3 separate regions of the Homo sapiens genome follow, and all the other regions are linked to region 2. Evidence: read pairs that join two places in POLR2A ChIA-PET (ENCODE). Cell type or tissue: CD4-positive, alpha-beta T cell. All regions are shown on one strand.

Region 1 (5,000 bases), 74 kb before region 2:
GAAGTTAGATGTTGGAATGCAGAATCACTATATGCAGACTATTCCCACAGAACAATTCCATGAAGAGACAAAGAATGGAGCCAAGAGGGGCAGCCGTGGACTTTGAGAAGGGCTGGTCCACAGACACGAAGACAGGACCCCTGCATCCCTCTTGTCCCTGCTATTGCCACTGTACCCCACAGCAATTCTTGAGCAGACCCAGCTTTCTGTGTTGACAGACAGGTTTGTTTCCTCATCTGCCAAAAGAAGATGGTGGTGCCCATGAGCCACCTGCGTTACACAAATGTTTCAAAGGTTAAATTTAAAAAATAGATTTGAGATTTTTTTTTTTTTGAGACAGTTTGCTCTTGTCGCCCAGGCTGGAGTGCAATGGCGCAATCTTGGCTCACTGCAACCTCTGCCTCCTAGGTTCAAGTGATTCTCCTGCCTCAGTCTCCTGCACAGCTGGGATTACAGGTGCCTGCCACCATGCCCGGCCAATTTTTCTATTTTTAGTAGAGACGGGGTTTCACCATGTTTTCCAGGCTGATCTCCAACTCCTGACCTCAGGTGATCCAATCTGCCTCGGCCTCCCAAAGTGCTGGGATTACAGGCATGAGCCACCTCACCCGGCCTGAGATATGTTTAAACATGATTATTGGAGAAACTTAACTGTCCTCTAAATGCTTTGTCTATACTGTTCAATGAAAAGAATTGTGTCCAGATATAAATATACACACAACATATCAAATTGAGGGTGTTAAAAGTACTTCAAATAATTCTAAATTTTGCTTTGTTTCTTGTAACTACGTAAGGATAAAAATGCACGAAACACCGCATGTTGTGGAAACCTGCATCATTCTCAACTTTGCTTTCAGGAATAAAAAGCACAGAAGTTACTGAGATAATTGGTGAAATAATATCTGACATGTGAGGAGCCTCTCCTTTGGGTAAGCAGCACAAGATAAATTTTTCATTTAGATGAAGCCACAGCTATTAAGAAGACGGTTACCAGGAGAATGAAAAGACTCAAAGGCAGATTGTTTCTGGAGGAGGCAGGGCGAGCATACTTCGCTGTGTTGGCTCACCTTCACACTAAAGAATACAGTTGCACAGCCCCTGACTCCCTCAGCCAGAGAAAGCACCTCATAAACAGGCTGGCATGCATGTCCAACCAGGTCAGTAGCAAAACAAATATGCTCCTTTCTCTAGCCAAAGCCAACACCAAAGGGGCAGGCAGACTCGGCAAACAGCAAAAGGAGACCCAGTGATGAATGAGGATGAGGCCTGTTGAGCAAACTGCTGGTTAGCAAAAAAAAAAAAAGGTTGGGTGACATGCGGATGGGTCAAAGAAAGGATCCGCGTCAATCCCCTAGTGCATGGCTAGTAGGATTGTAAGATGGGGCACCCGCTGTGGAAAACAGTTTGATAGTTCCTCAAAAAGTTAAACATATGGCCGGAAGCGGTGGCTCATGCCTATAATCCCAGCACGTTGGGAGGCCAAGGTGGGTGGATGGCTTGAGGTAAGGAGTTCGAGACCAGCCTGGCCAACACAGTGAAACGCTGTCTGTACTAAAAAAAAAAAAAAAAAAAAAATTACCCACGCGTGATCTCAGCTACTTAGGAGGTTGAGGCAGAAGAATCGCTTGAACCCAGGAGGTGGAGGTTGTAGTGAGCCAAGGTCATGCCACTACACTCCAGCCTGGGCAACAGAGCAAGATTCCATCTCAAAAAAACAAAAACAAAAACACAAGCTAAACACAGAATTACCATATGACCAGCAATTCTACTTCTGGATATATACCCAAAGGAATTTTAAAAGGGGACTCAAACAGAAGATACTCTCATACATCCATGTTCATTGCATCATTATTCACGATAGCCAAGAGAAGAAAACAACTCAAATGTCCATTGATGAATGAAAAGATAAACAAAATGGGGCCTTATACATACCATGGAATATTATTCAGAGATAAAAAGAATGAGATTCTGATACATGCTACAATATGAATGAAACTTAAAGACATTGTGCTAAGTGAAATAAGGCAGATACAGAAGGGTAAATATTTTATGATTCCACTTATATGAGGTATCTAGAGTGGTCAAGTTCATACAGACAGAAAGTAGAATAGAGCTTACCAGGGACTAGAGGGATGGGAGGGGAGTTATTGTTCAATGGTAGATTTTCTGTTAGAGACGGTGAAAAAAATCTGGACATGGATGATGCTTGCATAACATTGTAAATGTAGCCAATGCTACTGAATCATACACCTAAAAATGGTTAAAATAGTAAACTGTGTGTTTCGGATGCCCTCACCCCTTGTCTGCCACACTGGATTTTGGGCCTCCCCTTATCTGCCACACTGGATTTTGGGGCTTCCCACCCCTACCCCTGACCCTTTTCACTGGATTTTGGGGTCTTCCCACCCCTACTCCTGACCCTTTTCCCTCTCCTTGATCATCTGTTCATTTCTCCATTCAAGATGCCCACCAAATTTACTTCTGGCAGAAGTAGGCTCAAATAAATCTGGAAACCAGAGTTACAGCAGGAGGCTTATGATCCTTGGTCCTGATATTCCACTGCTAGCTCCAGCATGTGACCTCTCCTTCCAAAGGAAAATAAGTCATTTTTTAATGAGCTTTTACAGAGATGGTAACTATCAACACTTCAGATCATTATGGAAAGAAAACTTCAGTTTCTCTAGTGGGTTGCAGAGAGCGGACCAAATCCTAAGTCAGAAAAACAGCCTTTTTTCTACTGGTATCATTGACTTCCTACCAAAAAGCCTGAGAGACAGAGAAGGAGCCAAGACTCCCATGTACAGAATCGTGAATCATTCACTCTAAATACTCGGGAGCCAAGTTTTCCTCTCTCTTTCTTTGGACCAATGAATACATATATCTGCAGTGAGAACTGCCTTAGCTGGAAGTAGGCTGGGGCTAAAGTTAAAAGTCACTGCAACCATTTGTTCCTTTGGAACATTCTGGAAGAGTGTTTAAGACGATGTGGACATTACTAAATTATTTTAATTTTTTTGGATAACTATAGTTATGATTTCTTTGGAAGTCATGTACCTGTGGCAAAATATGCCTTGGTTAAGTATTTGTGGAATGAAGAATATAAGAAAAACAACTCCCTTAAATAAGAGTTCAAAATATGTTATGAAACCAACTTTTCCACAACATGGCAAATCCTTGATATGTAGTAAGTGGAGTGCAAGAAAGTATGACAAAGGGGGCCAGATAGCACGTAATGTTTGATAAGGGGGTTTCACTGCAAGAGATGAGGAAGTCCTGGCAGGGCACCCTGGCTGGGTTGTGGCGCCATTGCTTTCTCCATCGAAGTCTATAATCAAAACTCAAACCTACAGAAAGAAAGAGACCAATATTGGTCATAAATGTACGTATTTCCATTGTATACACTTAAATGGGATGAGGACTGTCAGGTAAATGAAGTATGAATTCTCTTTTTTCTTAAGAAAAAATTGGAGGAGGGCCAGGTACAGTGGCTCATGCTTGTAACCCCAATGTTCTGGGAGGCCGAGGCAGGAGGATTGAGCCCAGGAGTTTGACACCAGCCTGGGCAACATAGTGAGACCCCTCTCTACAAAGAAATTTAAAAAATTAGCCAGGCTTTGGTGGCATGCACCTAGTCCTAGTTACTCAGGAGGCTGAGGTGGGAGGATCACTTGAACTCAAGAGTTTGAGACTGCAGTGAGCTATGATCACGCCACTGTATGCAAGCCTGGGTGACAGAGACCCTGTCTCTTTAAAAAAGAGAAAAGAAAAAATGGGAGGAAAATGATGGTTGCAGAGGGACATGTCACTGCACTTGTAATCAGTGGAAAGACTTACAGTATTAAAATCAGATCTAATGGAGAAATGGCAAATACATTAATAAATAAAATAAAGAAACAAACAAAACGTCTCAGTAAGCCTCCTCCTCCTCCCTAAAGAGCAGCTCGCTTCAGCAGCCCATGCTAAAGCGTTGCTTTACATTCTGGAACTCAGTTCAAAATGTGAGTAATTTTGCATTCTGTTTCACATTGACAAAGTTGTTCTTTCCTGCTACTTATTTATAATTTAATTCCCTCGATGGTTCTAAAATCAAGAGAAAAAATGTTTTCAAACAAAAATCATTATTTATACAGCTGGAGTTTCCATTTAGTTAGGAAAATTAGTAGAAAAATGTTTGGTCAGAATTTGAGATAAGTTTTGAATGTTTCGGAAAACCTTATACCATCAACTTCTAAATCTCTTTTATAATATTTATGTCTTCCCCAAAGTCAACAAGGAACCCCCCAAATCAACTAAATTAATGGGTTCTAATCTGGGCAACTCCTTTGGCAAAGGGTGGGGGAATCTCTGAATCAGCAACAAAAATAGCTCAATTAAAATACCATTCTAACATGCAGTTAGTTTTTGTTTGAAAATGGAAACCAGCAACTTGCTTGCATGAGTAAACAGAAGACAATTACTCCGGCTGGGGTCTCCAGAGCAGAAAGCACGGGAGACAGCTGGCAATTATCTGGCTAACTTAACCAGATAATTCATGCCTAAAAATCCACTCTGGTGCCCAAATTGCCCAGATTGGTTATATTCACAGAAGAACTAAAGAGTGTAATTACCAGATTCCCTTCCAATCTGTGCAGCCAAAGCTGTGCTTAGGTGGTTTGTTTTAAGGTGGTGATTGTACTGTCCTCAGTGCTTCATCTCTAGCAAGGAATGAGCTAGGATTTTCACAATAGAAATTTGAACATCTGTTTAAATATCCTATGGTCTTACATAGGATGCAGCTTTCATATACCAAATGCAGTACTAAAAATTTCAAATATGCCGAGACACTGACAAACTGCACCGGAGATAATGCTTTAAGTTTATACACCTTGAGGCAAAGCCCAGTTGAAGAGAGATATTGTAACTCCTAACAGAAAAAAATCTGATGGGGAAAACATAGAGTTAAAAATAGAGAAAGAGAATGTGTAAGATTATGCAAATTAGAGTATCCAAAATTTGAAACA
Region 2 (5,000 bases):
GCCCCCAGAGTCTCCCAATATATGTGATGATTTCCTGCATCGATCTACCTCCCTCAGGAAGGGACTGTGACCTGTGCCAATACAGCTCTCAGTCATTGTTCTTTATTTGAGGTAACTACTACCCTGTACCTTCTATGTCTTCATAATTAACACCTTTACATGTGCCGACATGTGGACATGCCATACAGAAAGCAATAATAATAATAATAATAATAATAATAATAATAATAATAATAATAAATAGATCATTGGAGGTAGGGCCACAATCAACTTCTTCTATCTCTCCTATTCTCACAAGTTTTCCACACACTCATACATCAAAAATTTTAGAAAAAGATTAACGAGTGGCCGGGTGCAGTGGCTCATGCCTGTAATCCCAGCACTTTGGGAGGCCAAGGTGGGCAGATCACTTGAGGCCAGGAGTTTAAGACCAGCCTGGCCAACATAGTGAAAACCCATCTCTACTAAAAAATACAATTAGCAAGGCGTGGTGGCACGCGTCTGTAATCCCAGCTACTTGGGAGGCTGAAGCAGGAGAATCACCTGAACTTGGGGGCCGGAGGTTATAGTGAGCTGAGATTGCACCACTGCACTCCAGCCGGGGCCACAGAATGAGACTCTGTCTCAAAAAAAAAAAAAAACAACAAATTAAATAACAAATAAGACAGACGGGGCTAAATAGAGTGGAGCGTACAACCTTTGGATGGAACACTTTTGCTACCCTGCATGATGTAGACACTTCCTGTTTCCCCCATGCTTCTGAGCTGAGGGTCCTAGCAGTGTCCTCCTTTCTTATTTTTAACTTGAGTTTGATAGAATTTGGCTACTTTCTTGGAGCAATCAAAATTTATCAGCTCACTTCTCTTCAGCAAACAGGTGGGAATGAGATCATGGAAAGATAAACAACTCTAGAACACCAGATATGAAGTGTAGAAAGAAAAACTTTTAGAGTCGTTGATTTGCAGGCCAGGGGCCTTCCTGCAAGCAACCTTTGGGTTTATCATTGGGTTTATTGTTAATTGGTGAACTATTACACCCCCACAGTGGACCCATGATTATAAGACAGATCCCCACTTGCAGGAATTCATCAAATAAATGGCCTACTCTGCCTTCTGTTAATTTAATCTCCAATCCACAATGCTTCATGTTAGTACTCCTCAAGTAGAAAATGGATGTCATCCATGCTTATGTAATTTCTAGTTGAGCTCTTTAGCTCCAGCCATGCTTATTTGTGAGTCATAATTATGTCTGTGTAAAACACTGCTGCAAGCCCTGTGTGCCTGTGTGGGTGTTTTATGCATGGGTGTAGTCTACAGCCTGGGAAGCTAAACCTGTTGGTGAAGGGATTTTCATTTACCTAAGAGAAAGATCTTAACACTTAATAGAGAGCAGATTAATTTCAGCTGGTTATTTAGATAGAAAATATGGTTTGTTTGTGAGAGTGTAACCGGATGGAGCCACTGTCCTCCTTTCTCCCCAGCAACTCTCGGGGGTTAGGAGTGGGGAGGAGGATCAAAGAACTCATAACTTCTCCCAGGCTGGGCAGTCTGTGGTTAGTTTTTCTGCCTACCTGGTAAAGCCATGGGGTCCTCCACCTCTGGAGCAAGATTAGACCTCTCTTTGAGTAAAGGAGAGCCAAGGAAGTATAATGGATAGGCCTCTGGACCCAGAGCCTGCTGGGACCAGAGTTGTGTGCTCATGGGCAAGTTTCCTTATCTCTAAAATGGAGCAATAATCATATCTATCTAAAGGTTGCTGTGAGGATTAGATGAGTTCATTCATGAAAAGAGCTTACTGCCCTACATGTTGTGGTGCTCAAATAGCTGTCTTCTGAAGGGTTTATGGAACGGTCCTAAAATGGGAGCTGACTCGCTCACTCCCTTGAATCATACAAAGGGATAAGAGGAAGCCTCCTGTGGATATTCTCCTACCCTCCCTCCTCTTCTCCTCAATGTCCCCTCTCTGTAGTAGGCCTCTTCTGAAAGCCCTCATCACCTGGTTGCTCTGCCTTGTGCTTGAGACTCTGGTAAGGGTGATTCCTTCTTTGCCATTTTTTTTTTTTTTTGTGACAGGATCTCGCTCTGTCACCCAGGCTGGAGTGCAATGGCGTAATCATGGCTCACTGCAGTTTCAACCTGCTGGGCTCAAGCGATCCTCCCACCTCAGCCTGCCGAGTGGCTGGGTCTACTCAGGGGAAAAAATTTAGCTACCACACCAGGATAATTTTTTTATTTTTTTTGTAGAGATGAGGTCTCACTCACTATGTTGCCCAGGCTGGTCTCGAACTCCTGGGCTAAAGCAATCCTCCTGCCTGGATCTCCCAAAGTGCTGGGATTACAGGTGTGAGCCACTGCACCCAGCCCCACTTCTTTTCCTTGAGTTGAATTCTCAGGCCGGCTGTAGTGTGTGTTTGTCTTCTGTGAGGCTGTGTCTCTTCCACCCCCACTCCACCCCCATCCCCGCAGGCACCACTGCCTCCTTGCCAGGGCTGATTCTTTTCATCTTGCTCAAGTTCGGGCAGCTCTGTCAAACCCCCTGTTTGCTCTGATGGAGTGTGGGTGACTTCGTGACTGCCTTCCCACCTTATCTGAGACCAGTTTGTTTTCCCCAAAGTGCTATAATTTGCGGCTGGGTGTTTCCTGTTTTTTTGCACCCTCTGGGCATGGCAGGGGGAGCTCAGCAGAGACTATGTTTCTATGTTTCTTCATTAGAAAACCTGAGCTCCGGGCTTATTTCTATCTCAGTTCATCCCTCTGGTGTACCCATTTCCACAGGCTTTGGCTCCCTTCTCCAATTAAGAGTACAGCCCTGGAGTCTTCTCATTCATGTTACTCCAGTTGACTGTTTCACCCAATTTCTCCCCAGCAGCCATTTTCATTCACTGCAGTCAGAAGACAGAAAAGATAAGGATAAAGCATACCGATGGGCTCTTTGCAGATTTAGAATACTGATGAGAATGCTTGGGATTCTATGGCCCATGAGTGAAAGAGTTGGGATTGGTAGCCCTGCCAAGATGCTGTCCTGCTTAGCTCCAGAATCTTATTTTCTTCCTGTACCACCTTTTTGGAGGCTTATGGTATTAGCATGTGCTCCTTTCCTCGTCTGATTGCTGCTGGTGGATTTTGAGGAGTTTTTTTTTTTTTACTTTTTCTGTTACTTCCTTAGGAATTAGCTATGAAGCAACACCATTCCTCCATATTAATCCAAAGGTTACATTTTTTTTTCTTTTAATATGGATGAGACCCAACTCCTTATGAAATAAAAACCCTGACCTTATTAAGCTATAATTCTTTCCTGGGCTGGCTTTTTCTTTACGAGGCTCTGCACATAAACAGCCATACTTCTCCAGCCACCCAATCAAATGGCAACATATTATACCTCCAGCCTTCAAATATCTCCTCAATAACCGAAGTAATGGTAGATCAGGGAATCGGATCAATGTGCCACACTAACTAATTTGCTGTAGCCAGCCACAGAATCAGGTGTCCCTGGAGAAAAAATGATGTAGTACAGTGTTTATCAGTATAGACTTTGGAGCCTGACTGCTTGAGTTCAGTTTCTGTTTTCACCACATACTAGCTAGCTGTGCAAATTTTAACAAATTGCTGTTTCCTGTACCTCTATGTCCTTATATGTAAAACGGGATGATGAGAATTAATTTTACCCACCTCTTAGGGTCCCTATGAAACTTAAATGAGTTATTTTGTATGATATGTTTAGAGTAGTGCCTAGCTCATTGTACCTATTTAATACATAGTAGCTATTATCTTCCTTTCTTCTTCCATTGCTGTTTATTTGTTTAGTGTCTAATCTGGCTATTTCTGGAAAATCCTGGTCTTCACCGACTAGGAGAAGCAAATGTGCTTTTACTTAAAAAGAGTGATCTAGAAATACAGCAGCTTTGCTGGGTATGGTGGCGCATGTAATCCCAGCGCTTTGGAAGGGTGAGGCTGAAGGATCACTTGAGCCCAGGAGTTCAATGTTGCAATGAGTTAGGATCATGCTACTGAACTCCAGCCTGGGCAATAGAGTGAGACCCTCTCTCAAAGAAGAAGGAAGAAGAAGAAGAAGGAGGAGGAAGAAGGGGAGGAGAAGAAAAGACATATAACTGCTCTGCTGATAGGAAGTAGAAATCAGGACAAGAAGCAGAAGAGATGAAATAAGCAGGAATTATTGAAACTGGGTGATAGGTACATGGGTGTTCAATATATTATTGTCTAATTTTTGTGAATATTTATTTTCTATAATAAAACTGTAAAAAGAAAAAAAGAGATAAACTCTAAAATCTGTCAGTGTGGATCAAGAGCAGTGAGATGGGAACACTCATATATCCTAGGTGGGAGGCCAAATTGCTATGAGCTGCTTAGACAACAATTTGACAGCATATATCAAGAACCCTAAAAATGTTTGTTCCAGTTACTACAGCTGTGTAAAAAATTACCCGGAAACCTTGGCTTTAAACAACCATTTTATTGTGTTCGCAGATTCTGTGGATCAGATTTGGATAGCCTACAGTGGGGATGGTTTGTCTCTGTAATGTGTAGTACCTTGGCTGGGGACTTGAAGGCTTGGGGTGACTCAGAAGCTGTACCTAGAACCCACTGAAGGTTTGTTCACTCACAAGTTTGGCACCTGGACTGGTGTGATACAAAAACTAGGTATGTGGAATGATTCATGTGGCCTTCAAGTGGCTTGGCTCCTCACAGCATGGTGGCCTTAGGGTAGCCCGATTTTTCACATGGTGGCTCAGGGCTCCAAGCATGAGTCCTCCAGCCATCACACTGAATGGCAGAGTACTCTCTTGGTTGATGTTGTCATAAGTCTACCCAGATTCAAAGGGAGGGAAAATAGACCCTGGTTCTCCATGAGAGGAGTGGCAAAGAATTTTAGGGTCATGTTTCAAAACTGCTACAATGTTTGTGTCTTTTGACCCGATGATTTCACTTCTAGGGATTGACCTCAATGAAATTATTTGAAATGTAGACAAAGTTTTATGCATA
Region 3 (5,000 bases), 53 kb before region 2:
TTCAAAGCATCAAAAGACAGGCTGACTCTTTGGTTAGGGGCTAATGCAATTGGTGACATTAAGTTGAAGCCAATGATCGTTTACCATTTCAAAAACCCTAGGGCCCTTAAGAACTATGCTAGATCGCCGAGCGCGGTGGCACATGCCTGTAGTCCCAGCTACTCAGGAGGCTGAGGTGGGAGGATAGCTTGAGCCCAGGAGTTCTGGGCTGTAGTGCGCTATGCCGATCGGGTGTCCGCACTAAGTTCGGCATCAATATGGCGACCTCCTGGGAGTGGGGGACCACCAGGTTGCCTAAGGAGGGGTGAACCAGCCCAGGTCAGAAAAAAGAACTATGTTAAATCTACTCTGTGATCTATCAGTGAAGTAATAAAGCTTGAATGACAGCACATCTGTTTACAGCATGGTTTACTGACTATTTTAAGCCCATTGTTGATAACTACTGCTCAGAAAAAAAGATTCCTTTCACAATATTACCACTCATTGACAATAGACCTGGTCACACAAAAACTCTGATGGAGATGTACAAGGAGATTAATGTTTTCATGGCTGGTAACACAACATCCATTCTGCAGCCCATAAATCAAGGAGTAATTTTGAATTTCTAGTCTTATTATTTAAGAAGTACATTTTGTAAGGTTATAGCTGCCATAAATAGTGATTCCTCCAAAGGATCTGGATAAAGTAAATTACAAACTTTCTGGAAAGGAGTCTCCATTCTAGATGCCAATATCAACACTCATGGTTAATGGGAGGAAGCCAAAATATCAATATTAACAGAAGTTCGGAAGAAGTTGATCCCAACCCTTATGGATGACAGGGGTTCAAGACTTAGTGGAGAAACTGCCGATGTGGTGGAAGTAGCAAGAGAACTAGAATGAAAATGGAGCGTTAATAGGTGATTGAACTGCTACAATCTCATGTTCAAACTTGAATAGATGAGGAGTTGCTTCTTACGGATAAGCAAATAAAGCGATTTCTTGAGATGGAAGATGACTGTGAACAATGTTGAAATGACAACAAAGGATTTGGGATATTGCATAAATTTAGTTGATAAAGCAGCAGGACAGTTTGGGAAGGATTACTCTGATTTTGAAAGAAGGTCTAGTGTGGGAAAAATGCTATCAAATAGTATCACATACTACAGAGAAATCTTTTATGAAAGGAAGAGTCAATCAATGTGGAAAACTTGATTTTTTCTTATGTGAAGAAATTGCCACAGCTGCCCCAGCATTCAATGACTTCTTCCCTAAACAGCAACAGTCTTCAGTGTGAAGGCAAAACCCTCCACCAGCAAAAAGATGACTCGCTGAAGGCTCAGGGGATTGTTGGCATTTTGTAGCAATATAGTATTTTTAAGTTAAGAATATGTACGTTGGTTTTTGATATAATGCTGTTGCCCACTGAATAGACTACAGTACAGTGTAAACTTTATATGCACTGGGAAACCAAAGACTCCATATGACTTGCTTTATTGTGACATTTGCTTTATTGCTGTGCTCTGGAATCAGACCTGCAATATCTCTGAGGTATGCCTGTATTTACTATACACACACACACACACACACACACACCAGAGAAAGCCCATTATCTATAGTTCATTAAAAGTTCCAATAATTCAGTAAGAAAACTATAAATAGCCTTGGGCACAAAAATGATAAAGAATTCAAAGAGGCTACTCACAGAAATGCAAATTAGGGCAGATACTTAAATTTACTAATTCGTCTTTTTCATCATCTGTAAAATGTGGACAATAATCACACCCACTTTATAGAGATGTTAAGGTTTAAATTAGTGATTTCATATAACGTGCTTAAAACTATCCCTGACACATAAAAACATTCAATAAACATTAGTCAGTAGCAGTAATAGTAGCGGTGGTGGTGGTAGCAGCAGCAATAATTTAAAAAACATACAAGTAAAATAAGGAGGCAGGCTGGGCAACATGGTAAAACCTCATCTCTACAAAAAATACAAAAAGTAGCCGGGTGTGATGGCATGCGCCACTAGTCCCAGCTACTCAGTAGGCTGAGGAGGAAGAATCACTTGAGCCCGGGAAGCAGAGGTCGCAGAGAGCCAAGACTGCACCACTGCACTCCAGCCTGGGCAACAGAATGAGACTCTGTCTCAATAAATAAATAAAAATTGGCTGGGCACAGTAGCTTGCGCCTGTAATCCCAGCACTTTGGGAGGCTGAGGCGGGCAGATTGACTGAGCTCAAGAGTTTGAGACCAGCCTGGGCAACACGGTGAAACCCCAACTCTACTAAAATATGAAAAAAGTAGCCAGCCATGGTGGCGTGCGCCTGTAGTCCAGCTACTGGGGAGGCTGAGGCAGGAGAATTGCTTGAACACCTGGGAAATGGAGGTTGCAGTGAGCCCAGATCATGCCACTGCACTCCAGCCTGGGCAACAGAGCAAGACTCCATCTCAAAATAAGTAAGTAAGTAAGTAAGTAAATAAATAAATAAATAAATAAATAAAAGGAGGTACTATCTAGCATGAGCAGCAACTGCAAAAAGACTAATGTTACCTAGTGTTGGAAAAAGTATGAGAAAACAGGCAACTCTCTACACTTGTGGTGGGAATATAAATTTGTTCAGCCTTTTTGGAGGGTAATTTGGACCTATCTAATCTATCAGCATTTTAATATACATGCCCTGTGATATAAAAATTCAACGCTTAGAAATGCAGCCTACAGAAATACACACAAGCACAAAAACTTATGTACATAGATATCCAATGTAGCACTGTTCATAATAGCAATAGTTAAAATGAAAAATGACAGAAATGACCATCAAATGGGAATAACTAAACACATTCTGGCATATCTATATAACGAGTGGCAGCGCAGCTATTACAAAGAATAATGAGCAACAATATATACAGATAGGGAATTACGTCTCTGGAAATACTAAGCAAAAGGGCAAGCCACGATGTGCACTTTTGTATTTTTGAATCATTTTTACTTTTATATAAATAAAATATAGATTTGCAAATGATTATAAAAAGGAAAGGCCAAGCTGTGATTGTGGTTATCTCTGGGAAGGAAGCAAGATCAAGAGGGAATGAAGAAAGTATTTTCATTTTCACTCCACTTCCTTATATATTTTTTATTTTAAAAAAATAATAAGCAGGTACTAAAAACAAGTATTTTCTTACAAAAAAAAAAAGGTAACAAACAAATTCAGTGTTTCACACCAGAGTCATGGAACTGGACACCTGGGTGGGTGAATGACAGTGTCCATATGCTCCATAAGTGGCTAGCAGTACTCCCTCCCCTGCAGGTACGCTCTAGAGAGGAGACCACAGCTGGAAGGTACTAATGGGATCATTCAATGCCTTTACTCTGACACAGCTAATAACCTTCTGATCGAGAACACAGGCAATAACCAATTTCTGCAACTGTCCACTTGGCAGTTATACTTCTCAGGGTAAGTATTAAGTTCACAGTCTAGTTTGTCCGCCTTTAGAACTCTGATTAACACAAAGCCGCCCTCCAGATCAGTAAATCAGAATTCCTAATCCTGCACAGTTTAGGGCTAGACCTACTCCTATTGAGATCTCCCTAGGGTGCAAAAATTGCAAGAGACCTACCTTAGCTAAAACAGACAGCCAACTGGCTGGCCATTTTAACAGTTATTTGCATATTATAAGAAATAAAAAGCAAGACTTAAAAGAGCTCAACACTTGCCACTTGTTACTGTCGAATGTGATAATGCATCTCTAGTTCCATCTGACAAATATTTACAAAACTCGACTATATGGACAGCGCTGCTCTATTCCCATTTCTTTCACTCCACAAGTCAGATGGGAGGCCCACACGTCGGTCCCCAGTGCTGGATTTGGAAAAGAAGACAGTGGTTTAGTCACGCTAGACCTCCAGAGGTGGCTGTTGTTTGAGGGCCACCCCTTGTCTACCCTGACTACATAGAGCAGTGAAAAGTCAAGGGATTAGAGAAGCTGATCCTTACACTCTAGAGCAAGGCAGGAAGCAAGAAGTGAGGACTGCTTGCCTTCCTCCCCCAGCCTCTATAATAGAACCAACCACAAATGGCAAACTTAAAACTGTCACTGTAACCAGAACTTGTTTTGGCTGTAGGTAGACAGAAAGAGAGAGGAAATGCCCACCGATGGTCAGAGAGATATTTTTCGAATAGAACCACCAAGACGAACCTGGACTATATATAACAGAACCTGGTAATCTTTCATATGCATTTTCAAGACACAGGTTTTCTTCAAAAGGAACTACCAAACCGTCCCAAACACCCCTTTTAACATGGCTGTAATTAATTAGTGTTTGTGAATTAAATGACAGCTGTTAAATGGACAGGTTATATGCCTTATAAGCATATCCAGGCTTTGGGCTAGTGCAGAAATAAAAGTATTTCTGCCAGTCTGATCTGGGCCTTTTTTTTTTTTTTTAAATCCATTATCAGGAAATAAAAATCAAGTAACATCTTTTTAAATTTAAAAGTTTATTTAATTACACTTATTTTTTAAAAAGTTACTAACTTTTAAAACACTTATTTTTATTCAAAGTCATTACTTAAGATTTTGGATTCTATTATTTTGGTTACAATTTACATTATGGTATTCACTCATTCAGACTGTATGTAATCCAAAGCTTTTCACACAAAGAACCGTGGTGTCTATTTAATGCCTTTATTGGTTTTTATAATGAGTTGGGATTGGGGGGAAGACTGTACCAGCATTTATCAAACGGTCACCCTGTGCCCAGCTCCACACTGGACACTTTCCCATAGTCTCTCATTTCATTTACTTTTCACTGTATCTTTAAATACCCAAATTACCAGACATACAAAGGAGAGCTACCATTTCATTTTCAGATAAGCCTTGTCCATCCAGTTGGCAATTTGATTGCAGCTATAAAAATTTTTTAATGATGCCAGGTAAGAAGCCAATAAAAACTGAAGGAATTAAAAGAAAAAATAATTGTCAAACATGCCAGAAGTCTGGAGAAAAGTGGGGAAAGCAACT

The links. ChIA-PET counts read pairs that join two places held together with the same protein. Peaks named below come from ENCODE experiments on the same cell type or tissue, not always from the same donor. Only the 100,000 strongest peaks of a DNase experiment are listed, where the experiment ranks them.
Region 1: POLR2A ChIA-PET joins it to region 2 with 8 read pairs; 3 of 35 experiments call an interaction of 5 or more read pairs at or near these places.
Region 3: POLR2A ChIA-PET joins it to region 2 with 5 read pairs; 19 of 35 experiments call an interaction of 5 or more read pairs at or near these places.

The regions. Positions count from the first base shown.
Region 1 is chr6:20,438,301-20,443,300 of GRCh38, reverse strand. All of the region lies in intron 1 of E2F3 (E2F transcription factor 3), which reads right to left. It overlaps E2F3-IT1 (E2F3 intronic transcript 1), which reads right to left. Exons shown (of 2, transcript NR_046776.1): 2 at 3,123-3,344. Among named protein-coding and RNA genes, the nearest start is that of E2F3-IT1, 3.0 kb to the right of the region's middle. In CD4-positive, alpha-beta T cell, no CTCF peak of the experiment used is centred here; no DNase peak of the experiment used is centred here.
Region 2 is chr6:20,364,181-20,369,180 of GRCh38, reverse strand. No RefSeq gene overlaps it. Among named protein-coding and RNA genes, the nearest start is that of E2F3, 35 kb to the left of the region's middle. In CD4-positive, alpha-beta T cell, no CTCF peak of the experiment used is centred here; a DNase peak (open chromatin) is centred at 2,520; H3K4me3 peaks cover 1,213 bases; H3K27ac peaks cover 3,303 bases.
Region 3 is chr6:20,417,013-20,422,012 of GRCh38, reverse strand. All of the region lies in intron 1 of E2F3 (E2F transcription factor 3), which reads right to left. It also overlaps the pseudogene RN7SL128P. Among named protein-coding and RNA genes, the nearest start is that of E2F3, 18 kb to the right of the region's middle. RefSeq lists an enhancer at 3,899-3,968. In CD4-positive, alpha-beta T cell, no CTCF peak of the experiment used is centred here; no DNase peak of the experiment used is centred here.